Regions from separate parts of the Homo sapiens genome. Here region 1 is linked to region 2. A link is a contact called in ENCODE Hi-C or POLR2A ChIA-PET data. All regions are on one chromosome and are shown on one strand. Each heading gives the region's core, a stretch centred on a gene start or an enhancer-like site at or near the end of the contact. The rest is flanking DNA. Distances are from core to core; before and after follow the strand shown.

What was found. A loop is a pair of places that touch in the nucleus more often than their neighbours do. ChIA-PET counts read pairs that join two places held with the same protein, here RNA polymerase II (POLR2A). Pooled maps may share reads with other maps.
Region 1: a loop to region 2 is called in a pooled map of heart left ventricle, with 2.8 times the contacts of the local background. The contact joins the enhancer-like site here to the promoter of FAHD2B in region 2. A Hi-C loop is called at or near these places in 2 of 50 pooled maps. POLR2A ChIA-PET finds 5 or more read pairs at or near these places in 4 of 52 experiments (GM10248, WTC11, activated CD4-positive, alpha-beta T cell and 1 more).

What each region holds. Positions count from the first base shown.
Region 1 is chr2:96,836,393-96,842,614 of GRCh38, forward strand. ANKRD23 (ankyrin repeat domain 23) reads right to left here. Exons shown (of 9, transcript NM_144994.8): 2 at 5,973-6,119; 3 at 5,668-5,793; 4 at 4,395-4,520; 5 at 4,024-4,122; 6 at 3,840-3,938; 7 at 3,605-3,703; 8 at 3,335-3,433; 9 at 1,520-3,252. The coding sequence ends at 3,157. It also overlaps a transcript of CNNM3 not described here. Among named protein-coding and RNA genes, the nearest start is that of ANKRD23, 4.5 kb to the right of the region's middle. RefSeq lists enhancers at 933-1,489, 1,490-2,044, 5,076-5,681 and silencers at 3,184-3,243, 3,384-3,483. Within about 2 kb of position 3,064, at least 4 of the 41 ENCODE cell types and tissues checked have a DNase peak (open chromatin) inside an H3K27ac peak, as active enhancers do.
Region 2 is chr2:97,091,129-97,097,586 of GRCh38, forward strand. FAHD2B (fumarylacetoacetate hydrolase domain containing 2B) reads right to left here and starts at 3,754. Exons shown (of 9, transcript NM_001320848.2): 1 at 3,573-3,754; 2 at 735-860; 3 at 334-584. The coding sequence starts at 578.

The DNA.
Region 1 (6,222 bases), core at 1,814-4,313, 260 kb before region 2:
CACCACGCCTGGCTAATTTTGTATTTTCAGTAGAGATGGGGTTTCTCCATGTTGGTCAGGCTGGTCTCAAACTCCTGACCTCAGATGATCTGCCCGCCTCAGCCTACCAAAGTGCTGGAATTATAGGCATGAGCCACCATGCCCAGCCTATGCCCAGCTAATTTTTTATAGAGATGGGGTTTCACCATGTTGCCCACACCTGGTCTCAAACTCATGAGCTCAAGTGATCTGCCTGCCTCAACCTCCCAAAGTACTACAATTACAGGTGTGAGCCACCGTGCCCGGCCATCTTTTCACCCTCTTAACAGGGTTTTATACAGAGCAAAAGTTTTCAGTTTTGATAAAGTCCACTTTACTGATATTTCCTTTATGGACTGTTGCTTTTAGTGTTGCATTTAAGAACAACTCTACCTAGTCTTAGATCCCAAAGGTTATCTGTTTTTTCCTAAAAGAAGTTTTATAGTTTTAAATTTAAGTATGCATGTGAGCCATGTTAATTTTTGTATAATGTGTAAGACTTAGGCTAAAGTTCTTTTTTTTTAATCCTATAGCTGGTCCAGCTGCTCCAGCACCGTTTGTTGAAAGGCTGTCCTTCCTCCATTGAATTACTTTTGCACCTTAAAGTCAGCTGGGCATATTTGTGTGGTCCTGTTCCCGTGATGATCTCGGCTCTGTCGATCTGTGTGTCTGTGCCTCTGCCAGCATTGCACTCTTGGTTCACATAGCTATATAGTAGATCTTGAAATCAGCTGGACTGATTCCTCCTCTCACTCTATTCTTTTTCAAAATATTTTTGCTATAAATTTGTATATGAATTTTAGAATAACCTTGTCTACATCTACAAAACATCTTCTAGGATTTTGATAGGAACTGCATTTAACCTGTATGTTAATTTGAGGAGAATTGATATCTTTACTGTATTCTGTCTAGCAATCCATGAACATGGCATGTCTATTTAAATCTTTGATTTCATCACGTTTTATAATTTTCAGCATACAAGTCCTTGCATATTTTGTTAGATTTAAACCGAAGTATTTCCCTTTTTCAGCAATTGTAAACAGTACATATTTTTAACTTTTGTGTCTACATGTTCATTTCTAGGAGGTAGAAACAGGTTTTTGTGTGTTTATCTTGCACCCGAGATTTTGCTGGACTCCCTAGTTGTCTGCTTTCTGTAGATTCCTAGGATTTCCCACATAGACAAGCATGGCCTCTGCATGAGAATACCTGGATCCTCCCCTCAGGGCTTCTGACTTAGGGTCTGGACATCAGGACTTTTTAAACCTTCCTGGTGATTCTGATAAGCAGCTGAGGTGGAGAACCACTGCTCTTTGACCTTGTCGTCAGTGAGCAGAGGTGCCTTAAGCACAAAAGCCTAGTGCCAGGACCCCGCATCCCGCCCACTCTGCACTCGGCCTATCTTGCTGTCGGCCGGCATGGCTAACAGGCGTGGGCCCTATCAGACAGTCCCTGGTGACTGAAGCATGGGCTCCTCTCGGCCCAGGAAAGACGGCTAGGCTGTAATGGATAGCCAGTTTTAATGAACAGAGGATACTGATTGGTATAAAAAGGTGTGTTTGTCACTGAGGTGTCCTCATTTTCTAGATGAGGAGTTGTCTTCTCCATGGTCTTGAACGCCTGCTTCGCCATGGCACCAGCGTCTGGGTGCACGCTGGCTGTCGCCACAGGGCAGGAGCTGCTCATGGAAAGGTGTGTGCCCCTAGTGTGCAGCACTGGTCAGCTTTTCCACATAGTAACAACAGCCTTGTTCTGGGCCTGAGAAGGCCCCCAAAGGTAGACGAAAAGGAACCATGGCCAAATGCCTATCAATCAGCCCGGTACCTAATGTAACCCAGGACCCATGTGAGGGAGGCTGAGCCTTCACCTTTCAGCCCTTCCCTCAGCATGTGGTTCTCAGTTTAGGGCAGAGCTTCTTAAGATTCACTTTCTGGCGTTTAGGGGCCCAGCCCCACCAGCAGTACAGGCCTACACCAGTGTAATTTGAAACGTACAGACGGTGGAAGAGGAAGTCTAGGGAGCTTGGGTCCTTAGACCACCAGGGAGCAGGGAAGGGATGGGAAGGGCTGGGGGGCGGCGGGGGCTCACCTTCCTCTGCTTCCCTGTGGGCTGGGTTCAGAGCTCCTCAGTGTCCTGGCCTCCCAGGTGGGATCAAGCAGGGTGGGTGCAGCTGCAGCGTTCCAGGCAAGAGCTCAAGCTCCAGTACCAGGAACATAAGGGGACATAAGGGCCTCAGGCAAACTAGGGTTACGGGCCACTGCCCCAAGAGTTGAGTGGGCCACAAGCAATCCCCAGTGCCCAGGCGCTTCCCCATGAGAGCCGCCAGCAGGCAACGGTGTGCCAGGCCGGCCTGAGCGGGGCCAGTACACAGTGGGTGCGAGGCTTCTCTCAAATGCGCGCTCCAGCTCATCAGTCTTAGGGCTTCTGAGGCAACCTAGTGGGTCCTGGACTTCTGTTGCTGTGGGGCCTCAAACCTGTTGAGTAGCCACCTCAGATGACCAGAACCCACCTCCAGAGTTCCTATGACCAAAGTTGTCTAGAGCCGCTCCGGACACTGCCAGGGTTGCTACTGACAGGAATGGGGTCCCCAGAGAAAGCCATGCCCACAGGCATCCACCAGCTGCAGACAGGCCCGGCCCCTGCATGGCCTGCCTTGGCTGCACCTTGTACATCCTGGATGGCATCTGCCGGCCACGGGCTGAGTCCCCACACACACAGACTGGCCCTGGAGAGAGCAAGGCAAGCCCCCTAACCTGGGACAAGTGGACACTGAGGACTCCCAGACCCAGCCCTGGGTGGCTCCAGCTTGGGACTGCTCCCTTAAGGCTCGTTCTTGGCCCTCACTCTCCTCCCCTTCCTGGCCCTCATCTGGACCCGCGCTTTCTGCTGCCTTGTGGTCCTCTGCTCCAGCCCTGGGAGGGAACGCGGCTCCCCTGACACTCGAAGCCAGGGAGGCCTCTCTCTTTGCCTGCTGGGCCCGGTGCCGCTCTTCAGTTCTGCCAGGGCTGCTGAGGCGGCACAGGCCAGAGAGGGAGGAACCAGGGCTGAGGGCAGGAACCACAGAGGTGCAGACGCGGGGGCGGGGCACAGGATGGAATGGTGGCAGTGCGAAAGGCGCGGCGGGGGGCGGTGCTGCGGTCAGCACCGGGTGCGGGGATGCGCCACGTGGGCCTGCAGGGCCTCCCGGATGCCGCGCTGCCAGTCTCGAGCCAGCTGCACCGGGGTCACGGAGGCCTGGGAGCAACGGTGTGGGTCAGTCCCTTGCAGGCGCTCCACCCGCCCTCGGGTCAGGAGCCAGGGCTGCGCCCACACTCACCGCGTTCCGCACCCCCAGCTCGGCCCCATAGAGCAGCAGTAGCTTCATGGCTTTGTAGCTGCCGTGCCGCACGGCCTCGTGCAGAGCCGTGTCCCCTTCCTGCTGAGAACGCAGGCAGTCAAGCTTCTGCCTCCGCGTGCTGCCCTCCTCATGCAGGAAGGTCAGGGCTGCTGTCACCGAGCAGACAGCACCTCTGGTCCTGGCTGGGGCTCCTCAGTCCCTGCTCCTCTGGAGCTGTCCGAGCCGGAAAAGACCAAGCGCCTGCCTTACCTTATCCTGTGCGTTCAGGTGGGCGCCACACTCGATGAGGTGCTCCAGGCAGTCGGGGTGCCGGGTGCGCACTGCCACGTGCAGGGGGGTGCTCCCGATCTGAGAGCAAGTGGGGGTCAGTGCTGGGTCTGGATTGGTGAGGCCTCCCTAACCCATGGGACTACGTGCTCTCTTCTCCAGGAACAGCGTCTGCTCCCGTGTTCCCGACAGGCCCCCAAAGCACCGTGCCCCTCACCTTGTCCCGGGCATTGACCCGGGCTCCCTGGTTAAGCAGCTGTTTGAGGATGACCAGATGTCCTCCGCGGCAGGCCCAGAACACAGGTGTCCTGTCCAGCTGCAAAACAAAAGCACCCAAGCACTCAGCTGCTGGGATGTGAAGCTGGGCGTCGACCAGAGGCTGGGCCTTTCCCCATCCTCACCAAGTCTCGCGCGTCCACTGTGGCACCTGCCACCAGCAGCTTGTTCACCAGCTGGCTGTGACCCTTCAGACAGGCCCAGTGCAAGGCGGTGCGGTGGAGCTGAGGGCAGAGATGGAAGATTAGGCAGAGGGAGTGCAGCCACCCCTAGAGACCCCACGCGGTCCCCTTCCCAGGGCCAGGTCCCTGAATGGAATTGCCACTTCCCCCACCACGCGATGGGCCGCTCCCTCTCCTCCGTCTGCAGGTGCCACTGGATTCATGCCCATAAGAGTGAAAATCCCTGCAGCCTCCTAGGCCAGGACTTGAACACACTGAAGGCAGCGCTCCTGCAGCTGCAGCTGCTGCCAGCCGACTCACCCAACCTGTGCTACCTTGTCATGGGCATTGGGGTCCCCTCCGTCTGTCAAGTACTTGTCAATCAGGTACTCCTGGTTCTCAGCAGCTGCCTTCAGGAACATCTCCAGGCCCACAGGCTCCACCTGGGCCTGGGACTGCGGCTGGTTCAGTTGAAGACAAGACCAAATCACTCCCGAAGGCCGCAGGTGCCCAAGATGTCACAGCTTCACCAGTCTGGCCCACGGGTCCCATGCAGCCCACCAAGGAACACTGCTGGCTCGTACTAATGCAGTTTCTTATTCTAATCCCACGCCAGGAGATTGAATAGACTGTGTGTGTGTGAGCGTGTGTGTTATGGATTGACTTGTATCTCCCCAAGATTCGTATGAAGTACTAACCCCAGGTACCTCAGAATGTGACCTTATTTGGAAACAGAGTCACTGAGGATGTAATTAGTTAAGATGAGGTCACACCGGCGTATGGTGGGCCCCTCACCAATATGACTTGTGTTAAAGTGGGCTCTAATCCAATGTGACTGATGTCCTTATGAAAGGGGACACGTGGGCCGGATGCGGTGGCTCATGCCTGTAATCCCAGCACTTTGGGAGGCTGAGGCGGGCAGACCACAAGGACAGGAGATTGAGACCATCCTGGCTAACACGGTGAAACCCCATCTCTACTAAAAATACAAAAAAAAATTAGCCGGGCGTGGTGGCGGGTGCCTGTGGTCCCAGCTACTCGGGAGGCTGAGGCAGGAGAATGGCATGAACCCGGGAGGCAGAGCTTGCAGTAATCCGAGATCGTGCCACTGCTCTCCAGCCTGGGCAACAGAGCGAGACTCCGTCTCAAAAAAAAAAAAAAAAAAAAAAAAAAAGTTGGGGGAGACACATGGACACAGGCATGCACACAGGCAGAACGCCCAGCAAACATGAAGGCAATAGTTGGGTGATACATCTACAAGCCAAGGAACGCCAAAGATCACCAGCATCCACCAGAAGCCGGAGAGGCATGAAGGGATTCTCCCTCACCACCCTCAGAGGGAACCAGCCTCGCCAACACCTTCCTGTTAGCCTTCCAGCCCCCAGGACAGCGAGGTGACACATGCCTGCTGTTGAGGCTGTCCAGGCTGTGGGACTTTGTTATGGCAGCCCTGGCGGACACATCCGCGGGGGCTCTGGAGTGGATTTAATGGGCTCCCCAGGCACTGGCTGTGTGGTCCTGGCCTGCAGTGCCCACTCTGCCCCAAGCCCTTCCTCTGGAACTGGAGCCCTGGTGTGTGCACTGCCCTAACCCCGACCTCCCACTCACCTTAACCAGGGGCTCAGGTTTCCTGGGGGGGACTCTGTGTCTCAGTCGCTTTTTCCGTCTTTGAACCAAGTTTTCCAAGTCAGCCAGGTTATCCAGATTAAATCTGGTACTGTTAAATCTTTCAAGCTGGGGCAGAAGACAAGACCATGCCAGCCATCAGCCGCTGGTCAAGAGATCTCTCTGCCCTGCCGACAGGAGACACCAGCTGCTCAGGCTGCCCCACCAGAGTCCCTCCAGGCCTCACTGCTCAGCCGGCCTCAGGGATTAGCCACTGCCCCCAACCCCGGCCCCCGCCCCTCTCTCACTTTCTTCTTCTTCTCTTCTTCCAATTTCAGCTTCTCCCGGGCCACAGCCTCTTGGGGGCCCCTCCTCCAGTCACTAGGCCAGGCTCCAGGGTCAGGAACTCCATGTCCAAATCCCAACACTTTCCCTTCAACTCTTTCTCCACTTACCTGTAGGAACAGGATATGAGTACTGAGTTGGGAAAATTGGAGGAACCCTTAGAAAACAGAGCTGTGGAGTAGCAGGGAGCTGTCTTATAAGGGCAGATGTCAC
Region 2 (6,458 bases), core at 2,504-5,003:
TTTTAGGACCCCCGGGCCCAGACCCGTCAGTCAGTCCAGGACTTCATTCCCAGAGGAGGCAGTGTGATGAAGTATAGAGTCCTGGTTCCAGCACCACATGTATGGCCTTGAAATTGTTAATCACCTCCCCTAGCTCTCTGTTTTCTCCTCTGAAAACTGAAGATGTTATTATGTAAGATTTCTAAGGATCTTTTAAGAGAACGGGAGAAAAGGAAAGGTGGGGTTACTCTGCTCCCTTGCAAAAGAGCTACCTGCTGGTGCTGTTTCCCAGAGCGGGGAGGGTGCAGGGGGACCAGGGCAGCTGCTTCAGGGCGATGCTGCCCACTTACTTACCTTCTTGCCACTGAGAGGGTGGCCTCTCCCTGCTCTAGGAACTGCGTCATCGTCTTTGGGAGTGTGGGGTCAAAGGCATTGAGGTTGATAACCCCTCCACCATTCCCTGTCTCCAGGCCCAAGTGAGGCCCCACCAGGTGGGGTGCCCGGAACTGCACTAGTCTCATGTCTCTGGAGGGTTGAAAGGGCCACTTCTGAGCCTGCAGCAGAGCTGTGAGTAATCTTCTTCTACCAGACACCAGCATCAGAGCCTGCAGAGAAAAACACAGGATCCAGGAGATGGAGGATCTCAGAGCCATCATCAGCATCCCTGATATTCCTAGGGCTATAGCCCAAGGCCCTTTGCCCCATCAACCGTTCCCTGCATACCACACGGGAAGCGGTCCAGGCTTGTATTTTACCTGCTATACTTCATAAGGTGAAACTTTTGTAGAGGAGCAACTACTACATGCTACGCAGTAAGTCCCAGGGATTCCAGCGTTCCTTCAACCAGTGCTTTCTGAAAGTTCCCACTGTGCTTGGCTCTGCTGTAGGTATTGGGGAAACAATGTAGGTCAAACTCAGCCCTGCCATTCTCCCTGCACAGGTCACAGATGTTAACAACTGACGTAAGATTCAGCTATCAGGACTAATGCTGTGAAGATGGTCAGGGGCTCTACCCTTGTCTAGTTTCTGGAGGAAGTGATGTGAGCTGAGCTGGGCTAAATGAGCAGGACCAGGAATTAGCTGGGTGGCAGCCTAGCATGGGCAAGTGACGCTGGTGAAACTGGCTTCACAGTGGCCATAAGCAATTTTTTAAATGCTATTTTGGTCCTGTTTAAAATGGTTTCCACTGCTCACATGATCAAGCTAGAACCTCTACCAGGCTGTCCTTGTCTTCTAGGAGCAACACCCCCACCTGCCTCCCCAGATAATAATTATTTCATTTCTCCTGATAGAGAACAAGTTGCCTGAGGGAAGAGGCTGCAGACAAACAGCAAGGTCTAGGCCTGACAGCCATCACTTGGTCATCTCCTCCCTGGATCCAGGGCACATGTCTGTCTCTTTCACTGCCCAGCACTGTGCCTGGTGCACAGAAGGCTCTCAGTGACTTTCTGCTAAATGAACAAATAAGTGACAGAAGCAGGGGCTTGACATTTCACTACTTGGGAAAGCTTAATGCTTGTTAACTTCAGGAGACATGGCTGTGCCTTTCCTCCTCAAATCACCTAGAAAGTATCCACAAGGGCCAGACGCAGTGGCTCACACCTGAAATCCCTAGCACTTTGGGAGGTCGAGGTGGGTGGATCACTTGAGGTCAGGAGTTCAAGACCAGCCTGGCCAACATGGTGAAACCCTGTATCCCCTAAAAATGCAAAAAAATTAGCCAGGACTGGTGGCGGGCACCTGTAATCCCAGCTACTAGGGAAGCTGAGACAAGAGAATCACTTGAACACAGGAGGCAGAGGTTGTAGTGAGCCAAGAACATGCCACATCCCTCCAGCCCAGGCAACAGAGCGACTCCAAAAAAAAAAAAAAAAAAAAAAAGAAATTATCCACAGAGCTCAGGTCCTGTTTTGAGTCCAAGGCTCCACTTAAAGACAAACACTATTCTCTTGTTTTGTTCTGAATCCAAGTCTGGCCACTATTCCTTACCACATGGTGCCTTCCCTGAATGGTTCCTTGCTCTTCCAACAAAGGCAGTTTGTATTGTACAGCCTTCTATGCCCAAAAATGTTGAGGCAGCTGAGCCCCAGACTCTTGGTCCTCACTTGGAGATTCAATCTGCCTTGTTCAGTTAAAGACTCATTAGACTTAGGTCACCACTGTTGTGGCCCGCCAGTTTGACTAGAAAACAGAGTTTTGACTTCTCTGCCCTGCTATCTTACACAAGCACCAACTGTGCCACTGTCAAAAGGCTGTTCGAGCCAAAGTGCACACACTCAGACACTCCACATGCTAACATAACAGTAACTGCTGCCGCTGAATGCCAACTATTAAGTGCTCTACCTACAATGTCTGATTTAATTCTTTTTTTTTTTTTTTTTTTTTGAGATGGAGTCTCGCTCTGTCGCCCAGGCTGGAGTGCAGTGGCGCAATCTTGGCTCACTGCAAGCTCTGCCTCCCGGGTTCATGCCATTCTCCTGCCTCAGCCTCCCCAGCAGCTGGGACTACAGGCGCATGCCGCCACGCCCGGCTAATTTTTGTATTTTTAGTAGAGACGGTGTTTCACTGAGTTAGCCAGGATGGTCTCGATCTCCTGACCTTGTGATCCGCCCACCTCGGCCTCCCAAATTGTTGGTATTACAGGAGTGAGCCACGGCGCCCGGCCTGATTTAATTCTTGACGCTTGTGGAAGGTAGGTACTGTTAGTCCCATTTTACAGATGAAACAGTTAAGGCTTAAAGCGGTTAAGGGATTTGCCCAAGGTTACACAGTCTTAAAGCTAGGAGGGGAGGGAGCTGGGATGTGAATCCAAGTCCAGGTGACATTGAAGTCCTTGGTTCAGAAGCCTGTAATGCAAGCAAGAAAATCTAGCTTCAGCCCCATCTTCCTACCAAGGACATTTTAACCCAGAATGTTGTGGTGAGAAGTGGGGACCTTCCATAGGAAATCCTCCAAAGGCCCTAAAGATTGTAGTGAGAAGTAGGGACCTCCCACAGGAGATCCTCCAGAGGCCCTGCAAACAGCCATGCGTGGGGAAACTACAGGCGCTCTCTGGCTATTGCCTCAGGGACGAGGCTGGTTACCAGCTCTCCAAGAGAACTCCAGGCCCCATTGACTGTTCCCTTCCCACATGACACACACATGCAGGTTCATTCCAACCTTACAGCAATCCCCTCAGGTAAAGCGCCCTCACTTTACAGAAGAGGACACTGAGACTCAAAGGGATGACGTCAGGTGCCCAAGGTACTAGTCAGAAAGTGGCCCTGGGGCTTCTGCAACAACCACTATGTCACACAGTCCGAGCTCAATCCAACTCTGCAAGAGTCCATAAGCAAAGGGGCGGCGACGTGAGGTGGAAACAGTAGCCTGAAACGTGGGTGTGCACGTCGGATCCCATCCCACCGTCCACTCGCCTGGAAACCCCCAGTTTCCCCATATGCCCAGCTTCGTCCCCTGCAATTAGTGAGGGCTCACATGGGTCCGCCCCATCCGTGTGGTCGGAAACGGCCGGGAACCTGGTTCTAGTTCTGCCCTCCGCGGGAGACCTGCGCCAGGGACACCCTTCTGGCCTAACCCAGCCAGGCCTGGTCTACCTGGCGGCGGCGGCGGCGGCAGCCGGTCCTCCTGCGCTGAGTTAGGGCTCGCGGGGCGGGAGGTCAAGGGCAGCGGGCGCCTGAGCACTGGCACCAGTCACCGCATCCAGCCGGGGAACTACAGCAGCGGCGAAGTCACTGCCGCTCGGTGCGCACTCCAGCGAGAAGCGGGCGCGTCCTGTGACGTCACAGGCAACCACCCCTAGCAGGGCACCAATCCCGGAGGGCGGGCCCAGTGCGGGGCGGGCGGCGCCGGGGGCTCTTCAGGCTCAGGGCATAGGCAGGCGGCGGCCGCGTTTTCTGGAGACGGTCGCTCTCGGAGGGACCCTGCAATTGCCCGAGACCGAGAGTGGGCGCTGCCTGAAAGTTTGTCCCTGGGCGCTTCGCTGGCCTCATCCGGTCTCGGCCTTGTTCTGGGCCTGGCGCCTTTCCCATTGTTGGGGAAAGTGGTCTAGGAGACCAAGGCAGCGTGCTGGGTGGGAGAGAATGATTTGTGGCTTCTGATTCTGACATATGTCGTTAAGGAGGGGAGGGATGAGTGACCCTGTTTTACTTATGGAGAACCTGGGGCCAGAGCTGTTTTCCCAGGGTGACACAGGCGGTGAGTAGTGGAGCTGGCATTCCTGACCCCAAAGCTCAGCGTTTCCCAGCCACTCTCCGCAGCCAGGCCTTCACCTGCACTGCTGGGCGCAGGTGGGGAAGTGGGGAAACGGTGCTCCATCCCCTGCAGAGGGCAGGCGTGCGGGGAGCGGTGGCTGAACTCCACAGACAGCTACTGCTCAGCTCTTCAGCTGCCGGCTTTGAAGAGTGTGAGGGGCTCTGGGCAAGAGGCCCCCACATTACTCAAGGACCAGATCATCAAGAGCTTTACTTGTCCCACAAAGGAGTCTGGACCTCGTTTAAGTGCACAGGAGACCGCTGGAAGGTCCTCAGTGGCGTGCCATGGCCCGACTTCTATTTGAGAAGTTTTTCTCTGGCCACCCGTCTAAGGAAAGGTATCTGGGTGGGTGGTGCGGGTGAGAACAATGGTGGTGCGGTGCTTGGCGGAGAAGGTGAGTGTCCAGAGATGTTCAGGAAGAAGAACTGACAGCTCTGGATGACAGGAGGTGGAAGTGAGAAGGAAGCAGGTACAAGGCCGGCTCCTGGGTCTCTAGCCCGGTAGGTGCAGGGCCGTTCATGGAGACAGGGCTTCTGGAGGAGCAGCGGGTCTGGGGAGATGATAGTGAGCTCCAATTTGCATGGGACATCCAAAGGGCATTGAACGGTGGGCAGTTGGAGACGTGGGTCTGGAGCTTGGGACTTCAGCCTAGCTTGCAGAAAGTCACCACTGATATAGAAATGGAACCTATGGCCGGGTGCGGTGGCTCACACCTGTAATCCCAGCACTTTGGGAGGCCAAGGTGGGCGAATCAGATCAGGAGATCGAGACCATCCCGGCCAACATTATGAAACGCCGTCTCCACTAAATATACAAAAAATTAGCCGGGCGTGTTGGCGGGCGCCTGTAGTCCCAGCTATTCGGGAGGCTGAGGCAGGAGAATGGCCTGAACCCGGGAGGCAGAGCTTGCAGTGAGCCCAGATCACACCACTGGGGAACAGAGCGAGACTCTGTCTCAAAAAAAAAAAAAAAAAAAAAAAGAAATGGAGCCTATGGGGGTGGCTGTGATCAGGGGGATGTGCTGAGGAGAACCTGGCGTAAGTGTTTCATTAAGCCATAGCTCCCAAAGACTTTCTGAAAAGCTAAGTTACAGCCTGAAAGAAAAGATCTTCAGAGGCTATATTTGATAAAAGACTTGTATCCAGAATATAGAAAGAGCACTTAAAATCAATAGATAAAATCAAACAATTCAATTTTTTAAATGGACAAAATATTTAAACAGACACTTCACCAAAGAAGATATACAGATAGAAAATTGAAAGACATGAAAAGATGCTCAACATCATTAATAATTAAGGATATGCAAATTACAAGCACAGTGTGACACCGTCTCACACCTACTAGAATGGACAAAGAAGACTGATTATACCAAGTATTCGAAAGAATGTGGAGGACCTGGGATTCTTGTACACTGCTTATGGGATTATAAAATAGTATCACTACAATTGAAAATCATTTGGCAGTGTATGAAGAGAGTTAAACATACTCCTACCATATGACCTAGCCATTTCAATCCTAACTATTGACAGTATTGAGTTGCACCTTAGCCCTTTGCTCCTAGAAATAGTGAAGATTAAGGAATCCCTCCACTCCTTTGTTCCAGAAAACACCCTACTGGAAAGAACCAGTGACTTTCCATATAGCTTGGATAAGAATCCTGAATGTCCCCTCATGACCAGACCATACACAGACCCTCTAAATTCCCATTCTTGGCATCATAAATGATTAGCTGGACTGCTTGTTCCCACAGATCAATAAGAACAAAATGCCTGTAACCAAACCTTGGTTCAGATTCTCTCCTTCTCCAAGCCCCTGAGCTTTGGCCCACCCGCAGCTTGTGCCAACCCACCGCCCTCCTGAGGGTCCCTCCTGAGAACAGGCTATCTGCATGGTAAGACCTGCTCGATCATGACACTCTTGCTCAGCTCACTTTCCCATAACAGTTCTTTCTAGCCACGTTTACGCCTCCCTATACAAGGTCAGCCCTTTGCCTAACCTCTGAGACACTTGAGGATCACATCGTCAGACTGTCTCCTTATTGTAATAGTCCCCCCCCCAACCCCCACAACAATCCTTTTGAATAAATTCTCTTTTTATGGAATCCAGATTTATATTTTTGTTTGATAGTAATTACATGAGAAATAAGAAAAATATGCTCATGCAAAGATGTATTCAGAAGTGTTCACAGCAGGCTTTTTGTAAAATCCCCAAACTGGAAACCACCCAAT